2 separate regions of the Homo sapiens genome follow, and region 2 is linked to region 1. A link is an interaction called in ENCODE POLR2A ChIA-PET data of the cell type or tissue named here. Cell type or tissue: MCF 10A. All regions are shown on one strand. Links, peaks and the distances in the headings refer to the core of each region. The heading gives the core; the rest is flanking DNA.

Evidence for each region. Peaks named below come from ENCODE experiments on the same cell type or tissue, not always from the same donor. Only the 100,000 strongest peaks of a DNase experiment are listed, where the experiment ranks them.
Region 2: POLR2A ChIA-PET joins it to region 1 with 5 read pairs; 7 of 35 experiments call an interaction of 5 or more read pairs at or near these places.

Annotation. Positions count from the first base shown.
Region 1 is chr1:21,086,601-21,095,036 of GRCh38, reverse strand. EIF4G3 (eukaryotic translation initiation factor 4 gamma 3) reads left to right here. Exons shown (of 37, transcript NM_001391906.1): 3 at 5,824-5,899. Among named protein-coding and RNA genes, the nearest start is that of EIF4G3, 86 kb to the left of the region's middle. In MCF 10A, for the core only: no CTCF peak of the experiment used is centred there; a DNase peak (open chromatin) is centred at 3,756.
Region 2 is chr1:21,147,208-21,155,444 of GRCh38, reverse strand. All of the region lies in intron 2 of EIF4G3 (eukaryotic translation initiation factor 4 gamma 3), which reads left to right. Among named protein-coding and RNA genes, the nearest start is that of EIF4G3, 26 kb to the left of the region's middle. In MCF 10A, for the core only: no CTCF peak of the experiment used is centred there; DNase peaks (open chromatin) are centred at 4,484 and 5,254.

The DNA of each region.
Region 1 (8,436 bases), core at 234-8,233:
AGTTGAAACAGAGTTTAAAATTGGTTAGTTTTATTTCCCTAGATCTCAATGGTAAAAGGTAAGGAGAGCAAAGGAAGAATTGCCCAGGTGAATATTTGGGCTCGAGGGATCCTGTCATCACAGCTTTCTTAGTGGCTGGAACTACAGGTATGCACCACTGTGCCAGGCTCTTTTTTAAAATAGGTTATTTTTTCTTTTGTAGGGGCTATTTACAAAAAGAAATCCTGGCTTTTATTATTATTATTATTATTATTATTATTATTATTATTATACTTTAAGTTCTAGGGTACATGTGCACAACGTGCAGGTTTGTTACATATGTATACATGTGCCATGTTGGTGTGCTGCACCCATTAACTCGTCGTTTACATTAGGTATATCTCCTAATGCTGTCCCTCCCCCCTCCCCCCACCTCACGACAGGCCCCGGTGTGTGATGTTCCCTTTCCTGTGTCGAAGTGTTCTCATTGTTCAGTTCCCACCTATGAGTGAGAACATGTGGTGTTTGGTTTTCTGTCTTTGCGATAGTTTCCTGAGAATGATGGTTTCCGTCTTCATCCATGTCCCTACAAAGGACATGAACTCATCCTTTTTTATGGCTGCATAGTATTCCATGGTGTATATTATGTGCCACATATTCTTAATCCAGTCTATCATTGATGGGCATTTGGGTTGGTTCCAAGTCTTTGCTGTTGTGAATTGTGCCGCAATAAACGTATGTGTGCATGTGTCTTTATAGCAGCATGATTTATAATCCTTTGGGTATATGCCCAGTAATGGAGTGGCTGGGTCAAATGGTATTTCTAGTTCTAGATCCTTGAGGAATCGCCACACTGTCTTCCACAATGGTTGAACTAGTTTACAGTCCCACCAACAGTGTAAAAGTGTTCCTAAGGAAATCCTGGCTTTTTTTAAAAAAAAAAAAAAATTTTTTTTATTATACTTTAAGTTTTAGGGTACATGTGCACAACGTGCAGGTTTGTTACATGTGTACATGCGCCATGTTGGTGTGCTGCACCCATTAACTCGTCATTTACATTAGGTATGTCTCCTAATGCTATCCCTCCCTCCTTCCCCCACCCCATGACAGGCCCTGGTGTGTGATGTTCCCCTTCCTGTGTCCAAGTGTTCTCACTGTTCAATTCCCACCTATGAGTGAGAACATGTGGTGTTTGGTTTTTTGTCCTTGTGATAGTTTGCTGAGAATGATGGTTTCCAGCTTCATCCATGTCCCTACAAAGGACATGAACTCATCCTTTTTTATGGCTGCATAGTATTCCATGGTGTATATTATGTGCCACATTTTCTTAATCCAGTCTGTCATTGATGGACATTTGGATTGGTTTGAAGTCTTTCCTGTTGTGAATTGTGCCACAGTAAACATACATGTGCATGTGTCTTTATAGCAGCATGATTTATAATCCTTTGGGTATATACCCAGTAATGGGATGCCTGGGTCAAATGGTATTTGTAGTTCTAGATCCTTGAGGAATCACCACACTGTCTTCCACAATGTTTGAACTAGTTTACCGTCCCACCAACAGTGTAAAAGTGTTCCTATTTCTCCACATCCTCTCCAGCACCTGTTATTTCCTGACTTTTTAATGATCGCCATTCTAACTGGTGTGAGATAATATCTCATTGTGGTTTTGATTTGCATTTCTCTGATGGCCAGTGATGATGAGCATTTTTTCATGTGTCTGTTGGCTGCAAAAATGTCTTCTTTTGAGAAGTGTCTGTTCATATCCTTTGCCCACTTTGTGATGGGGTTGTTTGTTTTTTTCTTGTAAATTTGTTTGAGTTCTTTGTAGATTCTGGATATTAGCCCTTTGTCAGATGAGTAGATTGCAAAATTTTTCTTCCATTCTGTAGGTTGCCTGTTCACTCTGATGGTAGTTTCTTTTGCTGTACAGAAGCTCTTTAGTTTAATTAGATCCCATTTGTCAATTTTGTCTTTTGTTGCCATTGCTTTTGGTGTTTTAGACGTGAAGTCCTTGCCCATGCCTGTGTCCTGAATGGTATTGCCTAGGTTTTCTTCTAGGGTTTTTATGGTTTTAGATCTAACATTTAAGTCTTTAATCCATCTTGAATTAATTTTTGTGTAAGGTGTAAGGAAGGGATCCAGTTTCAGCTTTCTACATATGGCTAGCCAGTTTTCCCAGCACCGTTTATTAAATAGGGAATCTTTTCCCCATTTCTTGTTTTTGTCAGGTTTGTCAAAGATCAGATGGTTGTAGATGTGTGGTATTATTTCTGAGGGCTCTGTTCTGTTCTGTTGGTCTATATCTCTGTTTTGGTACCAGTACCATGCTGTTTTGGTTACTATAGCCTTGTAGTATAGTTTGAAGTCAGGTAGTGTGATGCCTCCAGCTTTGTTCTTCTGGCTTAGGATTGTATTGGCAGTGCGGGCCCTTTTTTGGTTCCAGATGAACTTTAAAGTAGTTTTTTCCAATTCTGTGAAGAAAGTTATTGGTAGCCTGATGGGGATGGCAATGAATCTATAAATTACCTTGGGCAGTATGGCCATTTTCATGATATTGATTTTATGAGGCCAGCATCATCCTGATACCAAAGCCTGACAACAACAAAAAAAGAGAATTTTAGACCAATATCCCTGATGAATATTGATCCTCAATAAAATACTGGCAAACCGAATCCAGCAGCACATCAAAAAGCTTATCCACAGTGACCAAGTGGGCTTCGTCACTGGGATGCAAGGCTGGATCAACATACACAAATCAATAAATGTAATCCAGCATGTAAACAGAACCAAAGACAAAAACACATGATTATCTCAATAGATGCAGAAAAGGCCTTTGACAAAATTCAACAGCCCTTCATGCTAAAAACTCTCAATAAATTAGGTATTGATGGGACGTATCTCAAAATAATAAGAGCTATTTATGACAAACCCACAGCCAATATCATACTGAATGGGCAAAAACTGGAAGCATTCCCTTTGAAAACTGGCGCAAGACAGGGATGCCCCTCTCTCACCACTCCTATTCAACATAGTGTTGGAAGTTGGCCAGGGCAATCAGGCAGGAGAAAGAAATAAAGGGTATTCAATTAGGAAAAGAGGAAGTCAAATTGTCCCTGTTTGCAGATGACGTGATTGTATATTTAGAAAACCCCATCGTCTCAGCCCAAAATCTCCTTAAACTAATAAGCAACTTCAGCAAAGTCTCAGGATACAAAATCAATGTGCAAAAATCACAAGCATTCTTATATACCAATGACAGACAAACAGAGAGCCAAATCATGAGTAAACTCCCATTCACTATTGCTTCAAAGGGAATAAAATACCTAGGAATCCAACTTACAAGGGATATGAAGGACCTCTTCAAGGAGAACTACAAACTACTGCTCAACGAAATAAAAGAGGACACAAACAAATGGAAGAACATTCCATGCTCATAGATAGGAAGAATCAATATCGTGGAAAAAAAATTTTTTTTTAATAGAGGCAGGGTCTCTTGTGGTCTAGGCTGGAGCTGGCTTGTTTAAATTGCATTTTTTTAATTTTTGAAAAACATATTCGTGTGGTTCAGAAGTAATGTTAAAAGACTGTAGCTATGGTCAGGTGCGGTGGCTTATGCCTGTAATCCTAGCACTTTGGGAGGCCGAGGTGGGTGGATTGCCTGAGCTCAGGAGTTCGAGACCAGCCTGGGCAACATTGCAAAGCCCCATCTCTACTAAAAATACAAAAAATTAGCCGGCTGTGGTAGCGCATGTCTATAGTCCCAGCTGCTTGGGAGGCTGAGTCACAGGAGGCTGAGTCACGAGAATTGCTTGAACCTGGAAGGCAGAGGTTGCAGTGAGCTGAGATTATGCCACTGAACTCCAGCCTGGGTGACAGAGCGAGACTCTGTCTCAAAAAATAAAAAATTAAAAAAAGAAGACTATAGCTGTTTCCAAAGTAACTGTATTTTAAACAGTACATGTTTTGAGAAATCCTGTTCGGTATCTTTGTGAAATAGGGTATAGTTTAGAAATTCTGCCATTACTTTATGTATTATAGAAGTTAACTTCCTTTTTTATTTCAGAACTATGTAGAAATAAGAAGTAGAGAAAGCATAAATTGACATTGACATCTTGGCCTAAATAAGAAATAATATAGAAAAAGACCCTTTGCATTATTTTTTTATCTCCTGATATTAGTTGCCTATTTTACCTATAAATCAGTATTTATTTGATGACATTTGTATCCTTGATCTTCCTTTCAATGAGGAAATGATAACTTGAGTCTTTCACTTTAAGAATATTGCTTATGCTGAACATTAGAGCAGTAGTTTTTCTTGTAGTGGAGTGGGGCAAGGTTTAGGAACGTTCAGCTGGGAATTATAAATGGAACATTAGTGTTTTGGCAGACTGAAAGACAATTTCTGTTTATTTTCACTTCTTCTTTTCTACTTTGTGCAAATCCACCTTTTAAGGAGGTACTGACTGTAAACAACCCCAGTGCCAGACATGATTACCATTGATCAAGAAGGTTTATTTTGAAGAGAGTTCATCCTTCATGAAGTTTCATAAACATTTGTTCTTTAAAATGTATTGGTCCTCTCTTTTCTGCATAAGTAGGAAACATTCATATCAGTAATACATGTCATGTAATATCCTCATGGATTCTTGGATTTCTCTGATGAAATTTAGTCTTTGCAAGTGTATTTGCCTAGTTGGCATTTGTTGTAGCATGTATGTAGTGAGTACTTTAATAATCAGAGTCTTTAACCATCAAATTATATTTATTTCTGAAATTTGTCTTTTGTTATTATTCTACTAGAAAAAAGAAAGAGGAGAATTCGAAATTTTTTACATTTATATTTCTACTTAGAGTCTTAATTCAGTATTGCATACCATCTATGTAATCTTACTAATAGTTTTGCTTGTACTTCCTAATGATATAAATCACAGCAATTTGAAATACAGAAATATCAAGTGGATGTACTACTGTATTTCAATCATGGGTTATGAAAAATCAGCATGTTCTGGATTATTGTATGTGCATGTTACACTGCTCATTTATTGAATTAGAATTTTAAGTAGCACTATGAAAAGCTGTTTTGCCTGTATCTTGAGCTCAGAGGGAAAGAAACATCCAATGATTTATGCTTGGAGATACAGAGTTTGGTGAGAACTGGTAATAAGCACAATGGCAGGCAGAATTAGGAAGGAAGTATGTTGTAGTGTACAGAGTTTTACATGGGTCATTTCTTTGAATTCAAATTCTGTAGAAAATTTCTGGCAGTTCCTGTCTCATGCTGATTTATTTAGGCTTTTTTTTTTTTTTGGTAGAGAGGTTTGCTAATTGCAACTTGTTAAACTCCTGTGCTCAAGTGATCCTACCACCTCAGCCTCCCGGAGACTACAGGTGCTGGCAACCACACTCGGCTAATTTAGTAGAGATGAGGTCTTGCTGTGTTGCCCAGGCTTGTCTTGAACTCTTGGGGTTTAAGTGATTCTCTCAGTTTGACCTCCAAAAGTGTTGGGATTATAGGCTTGAGCCACTGTGCCCAGCCAGTTATTTTTAGTACAAAGTAAAGGTGGCAGAGTCTCATCATGGGTCTAAAGTTTGGACACTTATTGTATAGTTGTGTTTGTTTTGAGATTCCATGGAATGTTTATCATGGGAAGGCTTTTGAAGAGATTGATTTAGTCATTTTAGGACATTTGAAACATTTGGTTTTTAGTTTTAGTGGAGAAGTATATAACTCACTAATTGGGTGAAAATGCTTAGGTCGTTGGTGGAATTTTGTGGTTGCAATTTTCTCTAACTATTAAGCATCCATTTTTGAATTCTCTTATCCTTAACTCGCTCTTCTAGAATTCCTAGAGGACCTGTGCAACAACCTCTTGAGGATCGAATCTTCACTCCCGCTGTCTCAGCAGTCTACAGCACGGTGAGTGTCTGAAGGTTGTCAAATTGTGTGTGTGCTTTTGTGTGTGAATCCTTGGTATTAATTATAGGCAGTGTTTGTTTGATTGACACATGACAAATTTTTGGCAAAAAGTTCAATAAAATTCTGAATAGAATGATAGGCCCTTTCCATATCATCTTAATCTAAGAAATGGAGTGAAACAAATACTGTGTTAAGATAGAGAGACCTGTCTTATTTTTCCTTTCTGTAAATATTCACCTCTGGCCTTATTATTATTATTATTTTTATTATTTTGAGACAGAGTTTCACTGTGTCACCCAGGCTGGAGTGCAGTGGTGTGATCTTGGCTCATTGCAACCTCCGCCTCCTGGGTTCAAGCAATTCTCCCTCCTCAGCCTCCTGAGTAGCTGGGACTACAGGCACGTGCCACCACACCTGGCTAATTCTTGCATTTTTAGTACAGATGGGGTTTCACCGTGGTGGCCAGGCTGGTCTCAAACTCCTGACTGCGGGTGATCCACCTGCCTTGGCCTCCCAACGTGCTGGGATTATAGGCAGCTTTGTATTCTTTTTGGACTCTTGAGTTTTATTTTCTTTCTGGATTTTTTTTCTTAAAAATTTTATCAGTTTTACATTTTCTAAACTTTAAATTTTTTAAGTTTTACTTTTTATTCTCCTTGATTACATATTTTCAAAATGCTGAAAGTTTAGAAGAGTGAACACTTTTTTTTTAAATTTTGAGATGGAGTTTTGCTCTTGTTGCCAGGCTGGAATGTAACGGTGTGATCTCAGCTCACTGCAACCTCTGCCTTCCCAGTTCAAGTGATTCTACTGCCTCAGCCTCCCAAGTAGCTGGGATTATAGGCGTGTGCCACCATGCCCTGCTAATTTTGTTCTTTTAGTAGAGACAGAGTTTCACCATGTTGGTTGGTCTCGAACTCCTGACCTCAAGTGATCCACCACCTCAGCCCCTCAAAGTGCTGGGATTACAGGCCTGAGCCACTGTGCCTGGCCATGAACACTGTTTTTAACAGAAGGAAATTTAATTTTTTTTCATTTTTAAGAGATCGGGTCTCACTCTGTCACCCAGGCAGGAGTGCAGTGGCATGATTATGGATTACTGCAGCCTTGAACTCCTGGCCTCAAGTTATCCTCCTGCCTCAGCCTCCCAAGTAACTGGGACTACAGTCACATGCTACTGTGCATGCTAATTAAAAAATTTTTTTGGCTGGGCACGGTGGCTCATGCCTGTAATCCCAGCACTTTGGGAGGCCGAGGCAGGTGGATCACGAGGTCAGGAGATCGAGACCATCCTGGCTAACACAGTGAAACCCCGTCTCTACTAAAAATAGAAAAAATTAGCCGGACATGGTGGCGGGCGCCTGTAGTCCCAGCTACTCAGGAGGCTGAGGCAGGAGAATGGCGTGAACCCAGGAGGCGGAGCTTGCAGTGAGCTGAGATCGTGCCACTGCACTCCAGCCTGGGCGACAGAGCGAGACTCCGTCTCAAAAAAAAAAAAATTTTTTTTGGTAGAGGCAAGGTTTTATGATGTTGCTCAGGTTGGTCAGACTCCCGAGCTCAAGCAGTCCTCCTGCCTCCACCTCCCAAAGTGCTGGGATTATAGACATGAGCCATTATGCCCAGCCCATTTAATTTTTTATATTAGATGATTCAAATTCATAAATGAAGGGAAAATAATTATTTTGAGGATTCTTACTTGGTTGAGCAGGCTGGTTTCAAATTCCTGGGCTCAAGTGATCCACCCACCTTGGCCTACGAAAGTGCTGGGATTACAGGCGTGAGCCACCATGCCCAGCCATATGAAAGAAAATTTAAAAGTTAGAGGATGAAGCTAATAATATTAGAAGTAAATTTTAGGTGTTTTACAGTGAACCTAAGGTAATTTAGGGGAATTAGGGAGTGAAACCTATCTTTTAAATATTTCGGTTCAACATACCATTTATTCCTGTGGATATAGATAGGATACCTTAAAAGGACTCATAGTCTACTGAGGGAGATAAGAAAATAAATAATTCTAATATAAAGTGATATGATAGAGAAGTGATTCCTATTATTTTGGGTTGTGAATCACTTTTAGAATCTGAAAATAGTTGTAATGCTCTCTCTTTCAAGAGTTACATATACATAGTGTTTACATATAATTTCAGAGTTTCCCAGATGTCCATCAGGCCATTTCTTTTTTTCTTTTTTTTTTTTTTTGAGAAGGAATCTCACTCTGTTGCCCAGGCTGGAGTGCCGTGGCTCGATCTTGGCTCACTACAACCTCTGCCTCCTGGTTCAAGTGATTCTCCTGCCTCAGCCTCCTGAGTAGCTGGGATTACAGGTGCACATCACCACACCTGGCTAATTTTTGTATTTTTAGTAAAGATGGGGTTTCACCATATTGGCCAGGCTGGTCTCGAACTCCTGACCTCAAGTGATCCGCCCACCTTGACCTTCCAATATGCTGGGATTACAGGTGTGAGACACTGCGCCCCACCTCATCAGGCCATTTCTAAGCTCCAGATTAAGAACCTTTGATTAGAGACAGGAACGTG
Region 2 (8,237 bases), core at 138-8,137, 61 kb before region 1:
CAATAAAAGATTTTAATATGCTAATCAGGAATTGAACAGAGCATGATAAACTCCATTACTATCCTTAGTTGATAAATTTTAAGCAGAAGAAAAGGAACTGTTTCAGTTAGCTTGTCTTTGCCTCATTATTGTGGATTGATGTATAATTTCTTTCTTTCTTTTTTTTTTTTTTTTTTTTTTTTGAGACAGAGTCTCGCACTGTCTCCCAGGCTGGAGTGCAGTGGCACGATCTTGGCTCACTGCAACCTCCGCCTCCTGGGTTCAAGCGATTCTCCTGCCTCAGCCTCCCAAGTAGCTGAGATTACAGGCACCTGCCACCATGCCTAGGTAGGTTTTGTATTTTTAGTGGAGATGGGGTTTCTCTATGTTGGCCAGGCTGGTCTTGAACTCCTGACCTCAAGTAATCCACCCGCCTCAGCATCCCAAAGTTCTGGGATTACAGGCGTGAGCCACTGTGCCCCGCTGGCCTATATATTTAAAAAATATATTTCTGGTTTCAGTTTCAGCCTTTGTTTATGGTTAGTCACAGGTTTGTAGTAGATAGTTTATAAGTGAGTAAAATTGAGGCATATTGTTTCAATACTCAAATAATGAGACAATAGTGAAAATACCTGCTCATCAAAATGTAGGACATCTTTTATCATACTGCTAAAGAGATATATAGATGGAGAGATACATAGATGCATAGATACATAGCATATATCTGCATCTCCTTATTAATAGTTCAGCTAGAATTTGAAATGTTAGGTTAAATTGGCTGCCTTTGAATGAAAAAGGAACTTCTATTTGTGTTCAGGGTATAATGCTCAGATGAACCGTTGGATATGCAACCAGAAAGCAGTTAGGAAGTGTTTTTCAGTTTAGTCTTTCACTGGAAACCAAAACTTTGAAAAATATATTTGGAGCGGAGGCTACTTATGACAGAAGGATTCTTAAAGTTCAACTACTTTTGACTCAGAAGGAAAACTAAGTTGAAAATACTCAAAACCAGAAAAATAGATAATTTCGTAGAATGTTGCAGGTTGTTTTGCCTTTCTGGCTCTCACAAAAAAGGTTAGTGATTGATACTGTATCTGCATATTTTCTATTCCTTTCTCTGTACTTTAGTTAATAGCATTTTGTGATTAAAAAAAATACGCCCTTGACTTACTTTTCTTGTTGTTATTGAAAGCAGTTTTTCCTGTGTCTGAGCATGTATAACATTAGTGATCTATATAGAGAGTTTGTTTATTGCAACCAGAGGCACATTCCTAGGGAAGAATGGTTTTTGAATGTTCCGTTATCTTATTTCCAGTAGGACATCTTTAGAAATGAGCAAATTCCATTAAACTAATAACCCTGATTTTGGTGGATAAGCACTTATACTAATTCTGCTTTGAGAAAAGAGATTGTTCACTCTGCTTTAGGAGCTGCTGGCTAAGTCTGGTGCTTCTTAACCTTTAACTAAGAAAAATGAGGCTTGCTGACAATAGGTAGTTTTTACTGGCCTGTGAAACCCAACAGCATGTTCAGCAATGTAAACCACAGCAGCTATCTTTTGCTGGCTTCACTGTTGTTTGAAGTATAATGAAATGCTTCTTGGCCGGTCTCGGTGGCTCACGCCTATAATCCCAGCACTTTGGGAGGCCAAGGAGGGAGGATCACCTGAAGTCAGGAGTTCGAGACCAGCCTGGCCAACATGGTGAAATCCAGTCTCTACTAAAAATAGAAAAATTAGTCGGGTGTGGTGGCACATACCTATAATCCCAGCTACTCAGGAGGCTGTGGCAGGGGAATCACTTGAACCTGGGAGGCGGAGGTTCCCCTGAGCCAAAATTGTGCAATTCATTGCACTGCAGCCTGGGCTACAAGAGCGAGACTCCGTCTCAAACAAACAAACAAACAAAAAAAAGCTGCATCTCACAAATTGCTGTACCTGCTGACTCATCTTCAAGCCCCTAAACAACCATAGTATCCAGCATTATTGAATGCTGGGACTTGAGAATAAAGAGAACCAGAATCTTAGAATGCGAGGGTTAGAATGGATTATGGAAATCTTTTAACTCACCTCCTTCTCAAATGGTCTCAGCTATTAAAAATAAATGTTACTGTGGTAGCTGTCATAGTAGATAGTTAAAAGAATGATAGTGCTATTCAGAATGCCGTTAGAATCTTCTAGATGAGTGAAGACTTTTGTCTGTCTAAGAGTCTTTGAGATGTAGTCTTTGAGATGTAGTACTTTTTAGCTTCCCTTCAAAAATAACACATCCTGAAAGTGGCCGAAAGCTACTAGGGGCAGCACACATCAGTGTCTGCTATACACTTCAGGAGAACTGTGGGAAGAAGTAAAAATGAAGAGTGGCCATTGTCCCTGAAAGTTTCTTAATCTAATTAGAAAATAGATTTGAGAAAGGAGGGAACTTTGGAGCATTTAGGAATCATTTTGTGATTATTTAAAAATTATTTTGGAAACAGCATATTCCTTTGTTTCCCAGGCTGGAGTGCAGTGGCTATTCACAGATACAGTCACAGCTCACTGTAGCCTCGAACTCCTGGCCTCAAGCCATCCTCCTGCCTCAGCATCTTGAGTTGCTAGGATGACAGAGTGTGTACATCGTGCTTGGCTTGAATGGATCTTTTACCTGTGTGTGATTTTGTAATATCATGCATTGGTTATTTGGAAGATTATACCATTATGCATCAGTTATTTGAAGATAATTGTTCATTAAGTTATGTAAATTTTCCAAATGTTGATATATTTTATTATATGGCATAAAATAATGTTATTAATAGCTAATACCGCAATGACCTCATAGGGAAAGTATTTTGGGAAGCTCTCTGGGTCATGGTAGTAGATACCAGCTCACTGTGACTTGTAATGACTGGAAAGGTAATTGAAGTTGCATTAGGAAACAGTCTGGGAGTTGAAGGGAAATGGATTTTACTTTTATAAAGAAGCTTCATGTTGAAGGCCCTGTAAGGGGGCGTTTTATTTTTCTGGTTTTTTTTTTTTAGTGTTAGCAAGTTTGATTCCATCTAAGGAGTACGTAACAAAAAGTAGTTGGCCTTTTCAAATTTGTGAACCCAAAGATTTTTTTAAAAATTTTATTTGCTTTTTTTTTTTTTGTAGAGACAGGGTCTCGCTCTGTTGCCCAGGCCAGAGTACAGTGGCATCATCTTGGCTCACTGCAGCACTGACCTTCCAGGCTCAAGCAATCCACCTGCCTTTGCCTCCCAAAGTCTTGGGATTATAGGCGTGAGCCACTGTGCCTGGCCCAAAGGAATTTCTGTGATGGAATGTATAGTGTACTTCTGAGCTTGCCTGCTTTTTCTAGGTGCTTGGTTCCCTGTCAGTTATAGATCCGGGAGTCTTTAGAACTTCTTCTGAGCCTTTTAATCCCTCCATTCTCCAGTCTGAAGCTAGACCTCAGAATTGTCTGATTAGAGTCCTGGATCAGTCTTACCTCATGGAATTGGTTTCACTTTTTCCCTAGGCTTAGTTACTGTCTTCTTTTGTTTGAACTTGTCTTTTATACTAAACTAGTATCTAGAGTGAGACAGGGATTAGGATGAATCTCTTTTTCCAAGTGGAGTGGGTGAGACAGTTTGACCTAGGAGTTTCTTGTGGCCCTAGGTAATGTAACAGAAACTGGACTGTTGTTGTATTAAATTTTGTTAGTATTCTAAGAGATTTTTTTAACATATATTCAAGGAATACCTTGAAATTAGCCCTGTTTTTTTTTTTATTTAATACAATTTGCTTTTATAGAATTATACTTTGAAAGTTGGTATTCAAGTAAGATTCTGATTGTTCTCATGTCATCTTTCATGACATGAGTAAACCTTTTGAAACATGCTGAAGGCCTAGTGATAGGACATTGGGCAAATTACAGACTATATAGGTATTGAAATACTATATAACCATTAAAGCTGGGCATGGTGGCTCACGCCTGTAATCCCAGCACTTTGTGAGGCCAAGGCGGGCGGATCACGAGGTCAGGAGATCAAGACCATCCTGGCTAACACGGTGAAACCCTATCTGTACTAAAAATACAAAAAATTAGCCAGGTGTGGTGGCGGGCGCCTGTAACCCCAGCTACTTGGGAGGCTGAGGCAGGAGAATGGCGTGAACCCGGGAGGCAGAGCTTGCAGTGAGCCGAGATCGTGCCACTGCACTCCAGCCTGGGTGACAAAGCGAGACTCCATCTCAAAAAAAAAAAAAAAAAAAAGAAAGAAATACTATATAACCATTAAAAATGTTGCGGAAACATTTACTGATATAAAAAAGTGCACATTTTCTCCGTGGAAGTCAGTTAAAAGTAGCATGTATATTCAAATTTTATTTAAAAAATACATTAGGAAAAAGTGCTTGGTGCTTGGTTATGCAACAGTGTTCATGTGGTTACTGGTTGCTGGTGAGATTAGGTCATTTGATTTTTTTCTGTAGTAAGTGATATTTTGTTTAATCACTTTATTTATTTGTTTATTTAGAGACGGAGTCTCACTCTGTTGCCCAGCCTGGAGTGCAGTGGTATGATTCTGACTCACTGCAACCTCTGCCTCCTGAGTTTAAGCGATTCTTCTGCCTCAGCCTCCCGAGTAGCTGGGATTACAGGCATGTGCCACCATGCCCAGCTAATTTTGTATTTTTAGTAGAAACGGGGTTTCACCATGTTAGCCAGGCTGATCTCGAACTCCCGACCTCAGGTGGTCCACCCGCCTCGGCCTCCCAAAGTGCTGGGATTACAGGCCTGAGCCACCGCACCCGGCCAGTTATTTTTATAATTAGCAAAGTAAAGCTACTTCTATTTTGGAAAGTGAAATCAAGTTAAAATTTGATTCTCTGTGAGCTCTTCATTCAGCAAAGATTAAATTACATTATTTTAAGAGAGTGAAGAGGAATTTGAAATGCGTTTAGATTTTCCACAGGAATCAAGGGAGTTGTTGTTAACTGTTAGTTGAGTAGAAAACTAAACTCATTAAGCATTGTTTTCCCCATAGTGTCAGTATAGTGCTGATCTCACATTGTGATGAATTAGGTTCCCTCAAATTTTTCATGACGCCATGAAAAATGGTTTAAAGTACTTGAATATAGGCATCTTTTTTTAAAGCCTTATTTTAAATGACATGGCATATTATTGCAACATTTTTTATGATGCTTGCTTCATTGTTATTTTTGTTAAGAGTTTCCATTTTAAAAGTCCTTTGCCATCTTGTCCTTGCCGTCCTGGCTTTCATCTGGGACTGCAGCAGGGCTGAGCCAAAAATGGCTGCTGCTGCAGCAGGGGCGGGCATAGTATAGGACTTGGCTGCTGTGGTTCCTGTGAAGAAGCAGGAGGGGAAGCTTGGGGAGAATGTCCTGGCTCAGGATTCTCTTAATGGTTGTGGCCACAAGAATTGGGCTTTTCTTGTGGAAGAATTTCCATACTGTAGATTCTGCTGTTTGGAGGGAATGACACTGAGTATTGGAATTTACAGCATTAGTGGGGGGACCCACCCATTCTCTGCAGTAGAAGAAATCTTAGCTGATGCTGTCATTCACTGAGCAGGATTGGCTATTTTCAGAAAGCAGCAAGGCTTACCTGTCTGTGTCAGTTGATGACAGATACATGTCCAGAATGATGGTGATTTCTAGCTTGGTGGGTGAACATACTTAAATGCGAATTATCTCTCAGAGATGGAGTGGGTGGCATATAGTAGAGGATTAAAAAGGTCTTCCCTTTCGTGCAGCTTGTGTGAGGAATACTGTTCCATATAAAAAATCTGCTTGGTATGTTAAGGTGAGAGATGGGGAGTGGTTTGAGTAGAGAATTAAAGTTGCTGTGTGTGCTCTTTGGACCACTCCCAAGAGGAAATACACTGCCATTTGGATGGGGTGAGTTTGTGCCTGAGTTCCTGTCCTTTCTGCCTGTGACTAGAGATAGGCATGATGTAAAAACACCAGGATCTGCTGCTTAGCAACCAGTAAAATACCGTATATCTGGATAGGCAGTAACACAGTACTTCATTCATTTCTCTTTCAGTGTGATGAAGAGAAAAGGCTTTTTTGCTTGAGAAACAGAAAAGCCCCCCTTCTCTAGAAAAGCCATATGTGATCATTATGGAAAATACAGGGAAAAAAAAAGAATAACAGTTTACTCATAACTCTAACTCATTGATGTATTTCGATAAATTTCCTTGAAGGAATTTTTTGTTTATATATGTATACATATTTTTGTACATATTTATGTACACATAGGTTGGCATATATGTGTTTATATATATACATACACATTTGCATAGCTGCAAATCATACTGTAAATGTAACTTTGTATTATTTTTCCTATTTTAACATATTGATATATTAACATTTCTTTCTTTCTTTTTTTTTTTTAGAGATAGAGTCTCTGTTGCTCAGGCTGGAGTACAATGGCATGATCATAGCTCACTGTAACCTCCAACTCCTGGGCTCAAGCTATCCTCCTGCCTCAGCTTACCCAGTTGCTGGGATTACAGGCATGAGCCACCCTACCTGGCCAGTATAGTCACATTTCAAAAAACATTCTGAAGGCATCTTTAATGGCTTTATAGTATTAGATATATGACTGTGCCACAATTTACTGAAAACACATTCCTTATTGTTGGATTTTTTTTTTCTTTTTTTGACATGAGGATCTTGCTGTGTTTCCTAGGCTGGCTTTGAACTCCTGGCTATCCTCCCACCTCAGCCTCTCGAGTTGCAGGGATTACAGACATGCACTTTTTTTTTTTTTTTTTTTTTAAATGAGACAGAGTCTCACTCTGTCGCCCAGGCTGGAGTGCAGTGGCGCGATCTCGGCTCACTGCAAGCTCCGCCTCCTGGGTTCACACCATTCTCCTGCCTTAGCCTCTCGAGTAGCTGGGACTACAGGCACCTGCCACCACAGCCAGCTGATTTTTTGCATTTTTAGTAGAGATGGGGTTTCACCGTGTTAGTCAGGATGGTCTCGATCTCCTGACCTCGTGATCCGCCTACCTTGGCCTCCCAAAGTGCTGGGATGACAGGTGTGAGCCACCGCGCCCGGCTGTTTACTCGATTTTTAAGTTAACAGTTTTGCTATTGAGAAGAATGCTGAGACCAGGCAGGGTGGCTCATGCGTGTAATAACCAGCACTTTGGGAGGCCAAGGTAGGCAGATTGTTTAGACCCGGGAGTTCAAGACCAACCTGGGCAACATAGCAAGACCTTGTCTCTGTGAAATTAGAAAAAAAATTGGTGAGGCATAATGGAGTGTGCCTGTAGCCCTAGCTACTTGGGATATTGAGATGGGAGGATTGCTTGAGCTCAGGAGTTTGAGGCTGCAGTGAATTATGATTGTGCTATTGCACATTCCAGCTTGGGTGACAGAGCAAGACTCTTCTCTTGAAAAGAAAAAAAGCCATGCTGGAAACCATCTTTGTGCATAATGCTTTTCAATATTTCAGATATTTCCTTAATAAAAGTAAAAATTACTGAGTCAACAGGTGTGAACACTAGGAAAATTGATGTATATTACCAGATATGAATTTTCACTTTACCTGCAGTGTACCCTAGTGCCTGCTACATTTTTAAATTGTTTTTATTGATATATAATACATGTACATATTTTCAGGGTCTACTCTACTTTTATCAGCATTAAATATTGCAGTCTTTCAATTTTTGTTGATTTGATAGGTGAAAATGATAGACGATTTTAGTTTGTATTTCTTTTATTACTTGTAAGGCTTATTTTTTTCTCCCTTGTTTACTAGGTTTATTTCCTGTTTTGAAAATTATTTGTTCATGTCCTAGGCTCATGTATTTTTTGAGATTTTGGTTTAGGTTCAAAACTTAGCAAAGGTTGGGTGCGGTGGCTCACACCTGTAATCCCAGCACTTTGGGAGGCTGAGGTGGGCAGATCACGAGGTCAGGAGTTCGAGACCAGCCTGGCCAACATAGGGAGACCCTGTCTCTACTAAAAATTAGCCAGGCGTGGTGGCAGGAACCTGTAATCCCAGCTACTTAGGAGGCTGAGGCAGGAGAATCGCTTGAACCCGGGAGGTGGAGGTTGCAGTGAGCCGAGATCACGCGATTGCACTCCAGCCCAGGCGACAGTGTGAGACTCTGTCTCAGAAGAAAAAAAACAAACAAAAAACAAACAAACTTAGCAAAACAGTGCATGTGTTTTATAAATAATACAAATTATATAGATTTATTTATTTATTTATTGAGATGGAGTCTTGCTCTGTCTCCAGGCTGGAGTGCAGTGGCACGATCTTGGC